Linked DNA regions of Homo sapiens: region 1 is linked to region 2. Evidence: chromatin loops called from intact Hi-C (ENCODE). Cell type or tissue: natural killer cell. All regions are shown on one strand. Region 1 overlaps HTR3B (5-hydroxytryptamine receptor 3B). Region 2 holds the start of LOC124902761 (a long non-coding RNA gene).

Evidence for each region. A loop is a pair of places that touch in the nucleus more often than their neighbours do. Peaks named below come from ENCODE experiments on the same cell type or tissue, not always from the same donor. Only the 100,000 strongest peaks of a DNase experiment are listed, where the experiment ranks them.
Region 1: it touches region 2 in a loop (2.5-fold over the local background); 7 of 110 quality-filtered maps call a loop at or near these places.

What each region holds. Positions count from the first base shown.
Region 1 is chr11:113,910,547-113,918,546 of GRCh38, reverse strand. The region is part of intron 2 of HTR3B (5-hydroxytryptamine receptor 3B); the gene reads right to left. Among named protein-coding and RNA genes, the nearest start is that of HTR3B, 9.8 kb to the right of the region's middle. In natural killer cell, no CTCF peak of the experiment used is centred here; no DNase peak of the experiment used is centred here.
Region 2 is chr11:114,031,979-114,039,978 of GRCh38, reverse strand. LOC124902761 (a long non-coding RNA gene) reads right to left here and starts at 4,709. Exons shown (of 2, transcript XR_007062896.1): 1 at 4,602-4,709; 2 at 2,795-3,317. RefSeq lists a silencer at 3,654-3,703 and an enhancer at 2,916-3,856. In natural killer cell, CTCF peaks have their summits at 3,526 and 3,727 (motif pointing left); a DNase peak (open chromatin) is centred at 3,618.

The sequences.
Region 1 (8,000 bases), 120 kb after region 2:
AATTATGCTAAAGGAAAAAAGCCAATCTCAAAGGTAGTATATTGTATGATTCCATTTATATAATATTCTTGAAATAGCCTAAAGATGGAGAAAAGATTAGTGGTTGCCAGGGGTTAGGAGTCAGCAGAGAGAAAGGAATGTGGCTATAAAGGGATAGCACCTGGGGGCCCTGTGGTGTTGATACAATTATGTACTTTGATTGTGGTGCTGATTACAAAAAGCTACACATGTAATAAAATTACATAGAACTACACACACACACACACACACACACACACGAGTACACACAAGCAGGAGAAATCTGAATAAGCTCTATAGATTGTACCAGTGTTCATTTTCTAGTATTGACACTGTAATATATATATATTTGCAAGATGTTAACAGTATGAGAGATTGAGTGAAGTGTACACAGGGCCTGCCTATATATTTCTTTTCAGCATGTACCTAACTATATATTGTTATAAGAAATGACTTCAAATACAAAGGACATCAAATGATACAAATAGGTTGGAAATAAAAGGATGGCCAAGAATATGCCATGTGGGAAGCAAGCATAAGAAAAACTTCATAAAAGGGAATATTATCAGAGATGAAGTGGAGCGTTTCATAACAGTAAAAGGATCTGTTCATTACGAAGACATATAGGCTGGGCACAGTGGCTCACCTGTAATACCAGCACTTTGGGTGGCCAAGGTGGGCAGATTGCTTAAGCTCAGGAGTTAGTGACCATGGTGGGCAATATGGCAAAACCCCGTCTCTACCAAAAATACAAAAACCAGCTGGGTGTGGTGGCATGTGCCTGTAGTCCCAGCTACTCAGGAGGGTGAGGCAGGAGAATTGTCTGAGCCCAGGAGGTTGAGGCTGCAGTGAGACATGCCGCTGCACTCCAGCCTGGGAGACAGAGTAAAATACTGTCTCAAAAAAAACCCCCAAAGACAAAGAAAAATATAAGTCTAAATGTGTATGCACCTAATAACATAGCTTCAAAATACATGAAGCAAAAGTTGGCAGAACCAAAGAGAGAAATAGACAAACAACAATCATAACTGGAGATTTTAACATTCCACTCCATCAAGTTAATAAAACAACTGGAAGAAAAAAAATAGAAGATTTCGGCCGGGTGCAGTGGCTCACGGCTGTAATCTCACCACTTTGGGAGGCCAAGGTGGGTGGATCACCTGAGGTCAGGAGTTCAAGACCAGCCTGGCCAACATGGTGAAACCCCGTCTCTAATAAAAGTAGAAAAATTAGCTGGGCGTGGTGGCAGGCACCTGTAATCCCAGCTACTCAGCAGGCTGACGCAGGAGAATCACTTGAACCCGGGAAGCGGAGTTTACAGCGAGCTGAGATTGCGCCACTGCACTCCAGCCTGGGGGACAAGAGTGAGACTTCATCTCAAAAAAAAAAAAAATAGAAGATTTCAACACCACTATCAACCACATTTATTGAATTAATATTTATAGAGCAGTATACCATTCTGTTCAACATTGTACTGGAGGCCCTAGTCAGGGTAACAAGACACTAGAAGGAAACAAATGTATAAAGATCAGAAAGAAAGAAGTAAAACTGATTTTCCTCACAGACAACATGATTTTCTACACAGAAAATCTGAAAGAATCTACCAAAAAAAGCCTCTTAAGCGAAAAAGAAATGTAAGGGTCACAGAATCCCAGACCAATATCTAGAAATCAACTGTGTTTTTGTATGCTAGCAACAGACAACTAGATTCAAATTTAAAATACCATTTATAATAACAAAAAATGTGAAATACTTAGGAATAAATTTAACCAAATGTATGCAAAACGCTAAAAATGATGAAACATTAATAAAAGAAATTAAAGAACTAAACAGAGAGATACACTGTATGTATGGACTGGATAACTCAGTATTGTTAAGATGTCAGTACTCCTCAAATTTATCTATAGATTCAGTGCAGTACCAATCAAAATTCCAGAAGTTTTTAAAAATAGACATTGATGAGTCAATTCTAAAGTTTATATGGAAATGCAAACAACCTAGAAAAGTTAAAACAATTTTTAAAAAGAAGAACGAGATTAGAAGATTCACATTATCTTATTTCAAGACTTCCATAATGCTACAGTAATGAAAACAGTGTGGTATTGTTAGAAAGACAAACATACAGATTAGTTGAATAGAACAGAGTCAAGAAATAAGCTCAGAGTATATAAATAACTCTTGTAACCTGATAATAAAATAATAAACAGCCCAACTTTAAAATTAAATAAAAGATTTGAGCAGACATATTACCAAAGAAGATATACAGTTGGCAATTGGCAAATAAGCACATGAAAAAATGTTCAACATGTTCAAATGTTAGGGAAATAAAAATTAAAAACTACATTGAGATACTACAGCAAACCTACTACAATGGTTAAAATTTTAAAGATTGGGCCGGGCACGGTGGCTCATGCCTATAATCCCACTACTTCGGAAGCCCGAGGCAGGTAGATTACCTGAGATCAGGAGTTAGAGACCAGCCTGGCCAACACGGCGAAACCATCTCTACTAAAAGTACAAAAATTAGCCAGGCACGGTCGTGGGTGCCTGTAATCCCAGCCACTCAGGAGGCTGAGGCAGGGGAACCACTTGAACCCAGGAGGCAGAGGTTGCAGTGAGCTGAGATCATGCCACTGCACTCCAGCCCAGGCGACAAGATCAAGACTCCGTCTAAAAAAAAAACATTTAAAGATTGACAGCTTCAAGGAGTAGTGATTATGTGGAGAAACTGAAGCTCTCACACATTATGAGTGACATGCAAAATGATAACAGCCACTTTGGAAAAAAGCTGGACAGTTTCTTATAAAATTAAACATAGACCCATCATACAACTCACCAATACTATACCTAAGCATTTATCCAAGAGAAAGAAAAACATATGCAAATGTTTATAGTGGCTTTATTCATAATTGCCCCCAAATGGAAACAATCCATGTGTCCCACAACTGGTAAACAGATAAATTGTAGTGCATCTGTACAATAAAATACTACTACTGAGTTATGCAACAATATGGATAAATCTCAAAGGCATTATGCTAAGTGAAAGAAGCCATGCACAAAAGGTAAAATAACATATAATTCCATTTGTATAATATTGTGTATAAGCCAAAACTAGAGGGAAAAAAAATCAGATTATGGGTCCCAGAGACTCTGTCTGTCTCTTGCCTCTATCTCAAAAACACAAACAAAGTAAGTAGAAGAAAAGAAATATGTAAAGATATCTAAAGAGCATGGGAGGTTGAGGCTGCAGTAAGCCGTGATCACGCCACTGCACTCCAGCCTAAGTAACAGAGTGAGACCCTGTCTCAAAGCAAAACAAAACAAAACAAACAAACAAAAAAATTACAAAGCCCAAAGTTGGCTCTTTGAAAAAAATAAAATTGGTAAAACTATGACAAGATTGGTCAGGGGAAAATATGAGAAAACACAAATTACCAATATGAGACACAAAAGCCATATCACTAGAGATCTTATGGGCATGAAAATAATAGAAAAAAATATATGAACAACTAAGTCAATAAATTTGACAAACTGCATGAAAGAGACAAATTTCTTAAAAATACAAATTAGCAAAACTGACACAAGAAAAAACTGAATATGTGTAAATAAAGTTGAATTTGCCTTTGATTACCTTCCCACAAAGAAAGCTCCAGACCCCTATAGTTTTACTGGTAAATTCTATCAGACAGTAAGGAAGAAAAAATATTCACATTATACAACGCCTTCAGAAAACTGAGAAGGAAACAATTCTCAACAATTCTGTTTTATAAGGCCAACACAATCCTGATACCAAAACCAGATGAGAAGACTAGAGTCTAATGCCTGTCATCAACAAACGTGTAATATATATTAATTAGAAAATAAAATTCAATACAAAAATTAGCTAGGTGTGGTGGTACACACCTGTAATCTCAGCTACTTGGGAGGCTGAGGCACGAGAATTGCTTGAAGCTAGGAGGCGGAGGTTGCAGTGAGGTGAGATTGTGTCCCTGGACTCCAGCCTGGGCAACAGAGCAAGACTGTCTCAAAAAAACAAAATTAATTTAATTTAATTTTTTTTTTTTGAGTTGGAGTATCGCTCTTGTTGCCTAGGCTGGAGTGCAATGGCGTGATCTCGGCTCACTGCAACCTCCGCCTCCCAGGTTCAAGCAATTCTCCTGCCTCAGCCTCCTGAGTAGCTGGGATTACAGGCATGTACCACCACACCTGGCTGATTTTGTATTTTTAGTAGAGACGGGGTTTCTCCACGTTGAGGCTGGTCTCAAACTCCTGACCTCAGGTGATCCACCTGCCTCGGCCTCCCGAAGTGCTGGGATTACAGGCGTAAGCCACTGCGCCCAGCCAATTTAATTTAATTTTTAAAACATTTTTTAAATCTTTTTAAAAATTAAAAAAACTGTTCATTGAAATGGACTTTGTCTTAGTCCGTTTTTTGTTCCTGTATCTGAAAACCTGAGACTGTGTAATTTATAAAAAAAAAAAAAATATATTTTTCACAGCTCTGGGGTCTGGAAAGTTCAAGCTCAAGGAGCTGCATCCGATCAGGGCTTCCTCACTGCATCGTAGCATGGAGGAGGGCATCTCACAGCAAGAGGTCAAGAGCATGTCAGGTCAGCTTTCTCTCCCTCTTCTTATATAGCCACCATCCTAATTACCTTCCAAGGGCCCCACCTCCAAATACCATCAACATATGAATTTGCAGATGAAATTTTGGAGGCCGGGCGTGGTGGCTCACTCCTGTAATCCAGCACTTTGGCAGACCGAGGCAGGTGGATCACCTGAGGTCAGGAGTTTGAGACAAGCCTAGCCAACATGGCAAAACCCTGTCTCTGCTAAAAATAGAAAAATTAGCCGGGTGTGATGGCACGTGCCTGTAGTCCCAGCTACTCGGGAGACTGAGGCTGGAGTATGGCTTGAACCTGGGAGGCAGAGGTTACAGTGAGCCGAGATTGCGCCATTGCACTCCAGCCTGGGTGACAGAGAGAGATTTCATCTAAAAATAAAATTTTTTTTAAAAAGGCCAAGCATGGTGGCTCACACCCGTAATCCCAGCACTTTGGGAGGCCAAGGCAGGCGGATCACCTGAGGTCAGGAGTTCGAGACCAGCCTGGCCAACATGGTGAAACTCCATCTCTACTAAAAATACAAAAAAAAAAAAAAAAAAAAAAAAAAAAAAAATTAGCCAGACATGGTGGCAGGCACCTGTAATCCCAGTCACTGGGGAGGCTGAGGCAAGAGAATCACTTGAACCCTGGAGGCGGCGGCTGCAGTGAGCCGAGATCGTGCCATTGCACTCCAGCCTTTGAGACTTTGTCTCAAAAAAAACAAAGAAAGAAAGAAAGAAATTTTGGGGACACATTCAAACCATAACAAACTAACAAATGTCAGCAAATTTGAAAATTTCTATTCATTGTAAGACCCATTAAGAAAATGAATAGCGAAGACACAGACTGGGAATAAACATTTATTATATAATATGTGTATGTATTATGTAATTACTATATTATATGTTATTATATTATAATAATGATTTAAATACATATTATATAATATAGGAGGTAATATCTAAAAAAAGACTGTGCCCAGAATGTATAAATAGCTCCTATAAATCTATAATAACAATAAAAAAAAACCAATGACCCAATTTTAAAAATAAGAGAAGGCTTAAATGGGCACTTCACAAAGAAAAATTTATAAGTAGCCAATAAGCACATGAAAAAGAGTTCAAAATCATTAGCCATTAGGGAAATTTTAATAAAACCTCAATGAAATACCATTATACCCTTACTAGAATGACTAAAATTAAAAAGACTGGTAACACCAAATGTTGGCAGGGATGTGTAGCAATAGGAACTCTCATAGCTTACTGGTGGGAGTGTAAAATGCACAACCACTTTGCAAATCAGTATGGCAGTTTCTCATTAAGTATACACCCTCCTGTGACCCAGTCACAGAACTTCTAGGTTTTACTTAAAAGAAATGGAAACGCCGGGCACGGTGGCTCACGCCTGTAATCCCAGCACTTTGGGAGGCCGAGGCGGGTGGATCACGAGGTCAGGAGATCGAGACCATCCTGGCTAACACAGTGAAACCCTGTCTCTACTAAAAATACAAAAAATTAGCTGGGCGTCGTGGCACACGCCTGTAGTCCCAGCTGTTCCGGAGGCTGAGGCAGGAGAATGGCGTGAACCCGGGAGGCGGAGCTTGCAGTGAGCCGAGATCGTGCCACTGCACTCCGGCCTGGGTAACAGAGCAAGGTCTCAAAAAAAAGAAAAAAGAAAAGAAAAAAGAAATGGAAACATATACACAAAAAGACTCGTACAGGAAAATTCTTAGCAGCTTTATTCATACTATCCTAAAATTGGAAACAACCCAAATGCCTGTCAACAGGAGAATGGATAAACAAATCATGATATAGCCATAACTGAATACTACTTATTAAGAAAAAGGAACAAACTGCTGATACACACCGCAACATAAGTGAATCTCAAAATGCCGAGTGAAAAAGCCAGACACAATCGAGTACACACAATAAAACTTCATCACATGGAGTTCTACAACCAGTAAAACTAATCACTGCTCAAAGAAATAATCAGAAGAGTATTTGTCTCTGTGGGTGAAGAGGATGGGGATGGACTAGGAAGGGAACAAGGGACCTTTTCGGGGATCTTTGATATCTTGATAGAGATATGGGTTATATGGCCGGGCACCGTGGCTCATGCCTGTAATCCCAGCACTTTTGGGAGGCTGAGGCGGCCAAATCACTTCAGGTCGGGAGTTCAACACCAGCCTGACCAACATGGTGGAACCCCATCTCTACTAAAAAATATAAAAATAAGCCGAGTGTGGTGGCAGACACCTGTAATCCTAGCTACTCAGGAGGCTGAGGCAGGAAAATTGCTTGTCCCCGGGAGGCGGAGGTTGCAGTGAGCCAAGATGGTGCCACAGCACTCCAGCCTGGGCAACAGAGTGAGACTCCATCTCAAAAAATAAATAAATAGCCGGGTGTGGTGGCTCACACCTATAATCCCAACACTTTGGGAGGCTGAGGTGGGCAGATCTTTTGAGGTCAGGAGTTTGAGACTAGCCTGACCAACATGGTGAAACCCCATCTCTACTAAAAATACAAAATTAGTCAGATGTGGTGGCGCATGCCTGTAATCCCAGCTACTCAGGAGGCTGAGGCAGGAGAATCACTTGAACCCGGGAGGCAGAGGTTGCAGTGAGCTGAGATCGTGCCACTGCAATCCAGCCTGGGTGACAGAGCCAGACTCTGTCTCAAAATAAATAAATAAATAAATGTTATATGGGTATATGTAATTAGCAACATTCATCAGCTTGTACACTTAATATCTGTGTATTTCCACATATGTATATTTTACCTCAATTAGAAAACAATTTTTGGCCGGGTGCAGTGGCTCACGCCTGTAATCCCAGCACTTTGGGAGGCTGAGGCAGATGGATCACGAGGTCAGGAGATCGAGACCATCCTGGCTAACACGGTGAAACCCCATCTCTACTAAAAATACAAAAAATTAGCCGGGCATGGTGGCGGGCGCCTGTAGTCCCAGCTACTCGGGAGGCTGAGGCAGAATGGCATGAACCCAGAAGGTGGAGCTTGCAGTGAGCAGAGATTGTGCCACTGCACTTCAGCCTGGGCGACAGAGCGAGACTCTGTCTCAAAAAAAAAAAAAAGAAAAGAAAACAATTTTTGAGAAGTAAATGGGAAAACAATGATTAAAATTACTTTAACAAAACGAGCTCAGTAAAGTCTGTTTTTAAGAGAAATTGCCGGGTGTGGTGGCTCACGCCTGTAATCCCAGCACTTTGGGAGGCCGAGGCAGATGGATCACTTGAGGTCAGGAGTTTGAGACCAACCTGTCCAACAGGTGAAACCCCGTCTCTACTAAAAATACAAAAATTAGCCGGGCGTGGTGGCGCATGCCTGTAATCCCAGCTACTAGGTAGGCTAAGGCAGGAGA
Region 2 (8,000 bases):
CTAATAAATGGCGTTGGTGTCTGGATCAGTCTTAGAAGCTTTAGCTCTTACAATTTGGGTGACCCTAAGCAAGTCACTTCATCTCTCTGAGCATCAGCTATATTGCATCTGTTACCAAAAACAAACAAACAAACAAAAAAGGCAAGAGAGTCCTACTTACTTTACAAGATAGTTAGGATGATTGCATGGGATGAGGAATGAGAAGAGCTCTGTAAGTGTTGGTAATCATCCTTATGAAATCTGAAACCCCGTGAGATCTGGGATAGAACAGAGTAACATAAGAGACTGGGAATTTTTTTCACTTATAAAAATTATTTAAATGTTTTCTTGTTTTGATTTGAGGCCATCTCTTCTGTTTTGAGAGATTATCATCCCAGAACTATCTCTCCTTGTTTTTTTACAATCCAGTCTCGGATAGACCACGGGACTTGATGCTCTTTAAAAGATGGTTTTATTTGAGCCTTACGCCTATCTTGGGAGTTAAGTAGGACAAATATATCATCCCCATTCTGCAGGCAGGAAAATTGACATAATAAGTGGCTGTCAGGAGGTTGCTCAGAGCTGGATTTATTCTGGTCCTCCTTGCATTCCTTCACATTTCTATTGTAGGAACCTGGGCAGGTGACAGGGCCAGGTGGGGTGAGGGAGGTTTTGGTGGTGAGTATCGTAGGGGAAGATCCTAGGATCTCCCTTAGAGGCCACCATCAGCTTATCAGAATGTGCATATGCCCCTCATTAAAATCGTTTCTATAAAACTGCATAACATGTGAGCTGTGTTAACTACTTTGTCACAATGTTGTTTTGTTGTCATTTAAATAAATGTTTTTAAACCTTTCAGTTTCATCATTTTCTCTTTGCATTTTGGAATCAGTGCAATTTGTCAGGTGTCAGGCAGTTTCATAGACCTTTGTTGGCCCTAAGCACTTTGTTCTAGAATGCTTGGACAGAATAATAAGAGGCTTTACCTTTTATTTTGTTTTAAGGTTGAGCATTGGCCAGACAGATGTGAGTTCAAATCCCATCTCTGCCCCTTACTGCCTGTCTGTCCTGGGCAAATTGCTTAAACTTTCTGGGTCTCATCTGTAAAATGGAGCTGGTAATACATATGTGTGGTATTTTTCAAAGTCGGTATGAGGTTTTTATTTTTTTTAGATGGAGTTTTACTCCTGTTGCCCAGGCTGGAGTGCAATGGTACAATCTCCAATCTCAGCTCACTGCAACCTCCGCCTCCCGGGTTCAAGCAATTCTCCTGCCTCAGCCTCCCAAGTAGCTGGGATTACAGGCATGCGCCACCACACCTGGCTAATTTTGTGTATTTAGTAGAGATGGGGTTTCACTATGTTGGTCAGACTGGTCTCGAACTCCTGACCTCAGGTGATCCACCCTCCTTGGCCTCCCAAAGGGCTGGGATTATAGGTGTGAGCCACTGCACCCAGCCTAAAGTTGGTATAGTTTTAATGTAATGTATATAAAGGTGCCTAGTCTAATGTCTGGAACATAGTAAGTGTTCAATTATGTAGCTATTTTAATTATAGCTTTTTTTTTCTTTTGCCCTAATCTAGATGGGATCATGGAGATGGCTCGCTGCATGGCAGCCTTTTTGACAGTGTCTTTGTGAGAAAAGAGAAAGGGCTGTATCATCGTGATCTGTGGCTCTTTGGAGAAGGTTTTGATGGAGATCCAGGCGGTAGCCAGGCGGGCCCAGGTTGCTGGATAACACAGAAATTAAACTCTAGGTCCCCAGAGCCCTCTTTCCACTGGCTGCCCCTCATTTCTTCACTCCATTAAGGGCCAGGGCAAGACCCAGAACCACATCCACAAGGGCCCCAAGTTTGGTCAACAGGTCAAGTTTCAAACAGCCCCACAATTATCCCATAGTGGGGTGTGGACCCAGAATGTTTGCCCTGCATCAGCTCCTGGGATTGGTAAGGAGAACCAAGGAAAGGCGTAGCATAAATTAGGAGTTAGGAGAAAAGACAGAAGAGCCATTGAGAGAGAACCAGGCCAGGTGGAGAGGGAGAGCCGCCCTGATGACCTTGGCGCCGGAACCAGTGAGAGCGGCTCACAGCTCATCCTGCTAGGAGGACAAAAGGACTGCAGCCCCCTTAGAAGTGTCAAACCCCATCCTAGCCTGTCTCCCTGGACCAGAGCTGAAGTCAAGGCTATAAAAAGAGCCTAGCCTGGAGATGGGGGGCAGCAGAGAGAGAATGCATTCCCCCTTGATAATTTCAGAATCACCATTCTCAGTTGTTACAAATGCAAGTTCCTGAACCCCACCCTAAACCTACCCAATCACCGTCTCTTGGGAGGGTAGGTAGGGTTTAGCAAACTTCACCAAACATTTGCAAGTTAAGAATGGGGTCTTGTGGCCGGACACAGTGGCTCACACCTGTAATCCCAGCACTTTGGGAGGCCAAGGCGGGGAGATCACCTGAGGCCAGGAGTTCGAGACCAGCCTAGCCAAGATGGTGAAACCCCGTCTCTACTAAAAATACAAAAAAGATAGCCAGGTGTGGTGGCAGGCGCCTGTAATCCCAGCTACTCAGGAGGCTGAGGCAGGAGAATTGCTTGAACCCAGGAGGTGGAGGTTGCAGTGAGCCAAGATCACGCTACTGCACTCCAGCCTGGGCAACAAGAGCGAAACTCCGTCTCAAAACAAAACAAAACAAAACAAAACACCAAAAAGAATGGGGACCTGTGTGGAGCTTAACAGAGAAGGGTCTAGAAAAGTTTCTCTCTGGGTTGGTTTTACATATTAGACAAGTTAGATTGAAGACAAGATTGACAACAAACATTTTGGTTTAACAAATGTTTATTGTGCACCTACTATGTGCCCAGAACTTATTCTGCCATCCAGCAGCCTCACAATTTGGAATGAAAGGTGGACTCTATAAGAGGAATCATAATACCCTGTTATGAGCAGCACTCACTAAGAGTGCAAATGCGCAATGTGGTCATGAGGTGTCCAGGAGCCAGAACTAGGAAGGAAGAACCTGGAGCTGATCAGGGAGGCCATCTTATTTTTCATTTTTGAGTTCAGGTATCTTCAGTGGTAGATGAGTCTTCTTTCCATTTCTCTTAAATTGAAATGTAGAGAAGCCAATCCTATGTGCCCTTGGGTGTTATTCTTTTTGAAGATGATGAAGGAAGATTGAACCACTGGTCCGCTTCTATTTGCTCATCAGAAATTCGGGCTCAGGGCAGTTATGTGTGCCACATCTTAGCCAAAGTAAAGGAACTTTCTGTTTTACCCTTCTCCAGCAAAAACAGCAGTGAGTCAAAATAAACAACCCTTGGGATCCAAATGCTGGCTCCTCCTACGGAAAAGACAGAATAGTTATTTTATACTTATGGGGGCCCTGGAGTGCCGGGCTGGCTGTGAGTGCGCGTGAAGCTCGCGCCCACCCGCGCACAGGGCCAGGCAGTGACCAGGTCAGAGAATCCTGGTGCAGAGAGGCTCCCGCTGCGGAAGGGTGGGGGCGGGATTGTGAGGCTTCAATCTGGGATGCTTTTTAAAAACCTTCCAAGTGAAGTTGACTTTCTGCGGCTCACGGGCCTGATTTTGCCAGCAGGCCGCCCCTGCCCCCTTGCGGCGTCCCCTCTTAGCCCGGGGCCAAGTCAGCGCCTGACCTCCGTCCGCTGGAGGCCAGAAGGGGAGAAGGCTGACGGTCCCGCCGCAGCCAGAGCGCAGCGCCGGGCGGGACCCTGCTGGGCCACCCGCGGCCACGTCCTCCAAGCCCTGCTGACCTCTAGTGGTCACCGGGCAGAACCGAACGGGCGCTAGGCCAGAGTGGGAAGGAAGGTACCTCTCAAGGCGCGTTCTCAGCCCTGGTTTGCACATTGGGATCACCTGGGAGCTTTGAAAACTACCACTGTGCAAGCCCCACTGCAGGCTTTTGTTCAGAATTAAGTCAGAAGCGCCGACTGTGGGACCTGAGCGTGGATATCGTTGTTAAAGCTCCCTTGGAGGCTGAGCGCGGTGGCTCACGCCTGTAATCTCAGCATTTTGGGAGGCCAAGGTGGGTGGATCACTTGAGCCCAGGAGTTTGAGACCAGCCTGGCCAACATGGCAAAACCCTGTCTTGGCAAAAAATACAAAAATTAGCCGGGCATGGTGGCGCGTGCCTGTAGTCAGTCTCAGCTACTAGGAGGGCTGAGGTGGGAGGATGGGTTGAGCCTGAATGGTGGAGGCTGTGGTGAGCTATGATCGTGCCACGGCACTCCAGCCTGGGCGACAGAGCAAGACCCTGTCTCAAAGCCCCCACGCACCCCCACAAAAAAACTCCCAGGGAATTCTAACGTGCAGCCTGATAGAGAGCCATTGGGCAAAAGTGGGCATTCGTTCGCCTCTACTGTGGATGTCTGCGCTGGGTGTAATGTCAGTGTCTGCATATGGCTGTCTGTCCTTGATCCAGTCTGTCCCTGCATCCAGTGTCAGACACCAGTGTGGACTTCGTGCCTGCCTGACAGTGTGTGTGTGTGTGTGTGTGTGTGTGATGCTGATGTCTGACTGTGGTGTGGGTCCGTGTGCCTGCATGGAGTGAGTGAGCTGAGGTGGAACTCATACACTAGGTGCAGACTCAGGAGGCGAAGGGTCCTACCAATGTCTCTCTATCCTTAAGAGTTAGAGAAGATGGTTTGCAGCCGCCTTCACGTATTCGCATAGTTCACACTCTTTGCTGTTGGGAAGTTCTTCCTGTTGTCTCACTTCAGTCCCCTGTCAAGAGGAGAAACGTCTAGATTGAAAAAGTGCCAGTTTTCCCATCTTCTCTGGTAGCAGCCATAGGAACGGGAGGAAGTCCGGCCTGGAGCTGCATACCCAGGGCTGCTGGCTGGCGCGGCCGGGCTGTCTTCCTCGGTCTCATCACTCCATCAGGCCCTGATGAAACGGGTTTGAAGGGAGAAGAGCCAGCACCAGCACAATTAAATTAATTTCCAGCAGCTGCATGGGATTAAAATTACCCACTTCTCCTTTCTGGCCTCTATCTAATGTTCCTGAAAATGATCTCCTGATACTCTGCTTCTCCTCATTTCTCTTTCTTATGGTCTCAGCTTTTGGTACATCCACTCCTGATTGCGTTGCCCGTCCCAAGCTGCCCTTCCTTCCCCTACATGTGGCTGTAGATCAAAGTCCTGGTGAGACCCCTGTCCCCCGGGCCTGACTGGCCTGACCCTCTCCTTCCCAGACTGCGGGAGCTGGCCAGAGGCAACATCCAGAGGCAGAGTGACCCTCAGGAGTGGGACAGTCTGTCTTGGTGCCTCAGCCCTCACGGAGGTCCCATGGGAATGGAGACTTGCACTCCCCATGCCTGTCCTTTCAGGAGGCAGAGGAAAGGCAACACCTTATGGTGGAGTGAGCACCAGACTTAGAGTCCAGGCATATGGGCTCCAATGCCTGTGTTTCCATGAGTAACTCGACCCCTCTGAGCATGCCTTGCCTTCTGCAAAATAGAGAAGGGAATATCTATCTTACAGATTGCTGTAAAGACTAAATGAGAAAATATAGGGAAATATGTGTGTGTGTGTGTGTATATATATATATATAATGTACATAGATAGCTAGATAGATACTAGAACCTGCCCCATGGTAGATGATCATGCATAATATTAATGAGTACAGTAATAGCTAGTATTTATTCAGTGCACACTACAGGATGATGTTTTAAGCTTTGAATAGGTTGTGTTTAATCATCACAGCAGTACTTTGAGGTAGAACCTTTGATGACTCCCATTTACAAATGGGGAAAGATGAGGCAGAGAGGTATCAGGAAACATGCCCAAAGACACACAGTTCTTGGGTGATAGATCAGGAACGTGACCTCTGGGAATCTGATTACATGTACTGAAAGAAAAAAAGAATATATCACTGAACTATGCACATACTTAGGTATAGTATTTGCTTGTATCTGTGCATGTAGGAACACACACACACCACACACACACACACACACACACACACACACATCTTTGCATATTATCACTGCATAACCCCAGGCCCTGCACCCTCCCTCCTAGAAGAATCCAGGGGAAACAAACTGGTCAGCTGCAACTAGTAGGAGAAAACTAGCCAGAAAGGAAGCCAGGTGCCTACGGACAGAGGAAAGCTTCCGGAGGAACCTGCTGGGCCAACTGGGTAGGGCAATCTGTATGACTCTCACCTCAAATGATGAAGCAGGCTCATGAAAATGGGAACAGGCTTTCCTTTGACACTGTTCTCACCCAGAGTAACCTGAAGGACTCAGGTTCAGCAGGTTGGGCATGAGGGGCAGCTCTCCCTGCATTGCTATGCTAGAGTCAGCTCATCTCAAAGCCTCATCCACTGATTCCAGCAATGAGGCCTGATCCCTTCTGTGCTTTGCATGTGATTGGCACTTAATGGAATTTAATTTCAAGTTCTCCTCTGCTGCACTCAGTTCCCTTCCTCACTGGTCTGCTGAGTGGAGCTGGAGGATGGGAATGTATTCTAGGGACTGGCCTCTGCCCTCTCCCTGCTGTATAATGGTGGCCTCATCACTGCCTTCTCTGGTCATCTCTAAGGTTTCATCCAGCCTGACATTCTGAGTCTCTGATTCCATTCAGGTCCTTAGCAGCCTTGGCTGCCATGGTTTGAGGGTAGGGGTAGTGTGTGCGGGGGAAGTCATGTAGTTGTAAGCCCCAAACGACACATGGTCCAGTGGAGGAAATGATGTGGAAATGAGGGAAATGTCACCCTGGCGCTGCCCCTGCCCACATGGCTTGACCTCAGGGTCAGAATCAGGATGTGGGATGATGCAGTATGATTGTGGAATTGGGAGCAGTCCACCCTCCCAAATGCCTCAAAGGGATAAAAGGAAACATCAGAGCAAAAGTAAGAGATGGTTCAGGCTAGGCACGGTGGCTCACACCTGTAATCCCAGAACTTTGGGAGACCGAGGCAAGTGGATCACGAGGTCAGGAGTTCGAGACCAGCCTGGCCAACATGGTGAAACCCCGTCTCTACTAAAAATACAAAAATTAGCAGAGCATGGTGGCTCACACCTGTAGTCCCAGCTACTTGGGAGTCTGAGCCAGGAGAATCGCTTGAACCAGTGAGGCGGAGGTTGCAGTGAGCCAAGATCGCACCACTGCACTCCAACCTGGTGACAGAGCAAGACTCTGTCTCAAAAAAAAAGGAAAAAAGAAAAGAAAAGAAAGAGATGGCTCAGTAGAGCCTTCCCCAATCCCAGCTCTCCCCTGTGTAGCACTTGCCTTGTGCCAGCTACTGTCCTAGGCCCTTAAAGAGACCAACTCATTTAGTTGTAGGAATGACCCTATGGCAAGGTACTATTTTTATCCTCGTTTTACAGATGAAGACACTGAGCCATAAAAAGGTTACACAGATAAGTAAATGGTGAAACTAGGATTTGAAATGAGAGACTCTAGGGTTTATCATTTTAACCATTACATTTGATGGCTTTCCAAAGACAGTTGCCATCCAGGTCCAAGGAGTCATTTGAGAAAAGGTAAAGTACAAGGTACTCTCTGGAACCTGCATGGGAATACTGCCCAGGCACACCCTTCATTCAGAGGACGCTGCAGCTGGGAGATGAGGGGAGCCCCTCACAGCTGGAGGACCTGCTTACTAAAGAGCCCCCCGAGTTCCTGCTGTAGTTCTTTGCTTGTAGCCCCAAGGCAAATGCCTTGCACTTCTACATCCAGGGGATAAAGGACAGGGAGATGCTTCGTCCTCTTGAGATGGCTTTGTCGGATTGGCCCTAGGAGGTGCATCTCTCCACCCCTCCTGAAGTCTCCTCTTCCTGCTCTGACCACCCCGGCCCCACCCTCCACAGTGGGAGGACTGGCAAGGCCTGGGCAGCAGAATGCGTTGCTCAACACAGGGCAACATTGGCACATGCATCCATTTCCAGTTTCTACTGAAAACACCGGCTGAAGAAGGCAGAACAGGGAGACAAAGCCCTGAGGAGGGATTAGAACCCAGCAGGCTGCCAGGGCCAGGGGGCTGGGCTATGATGGACCCCAGG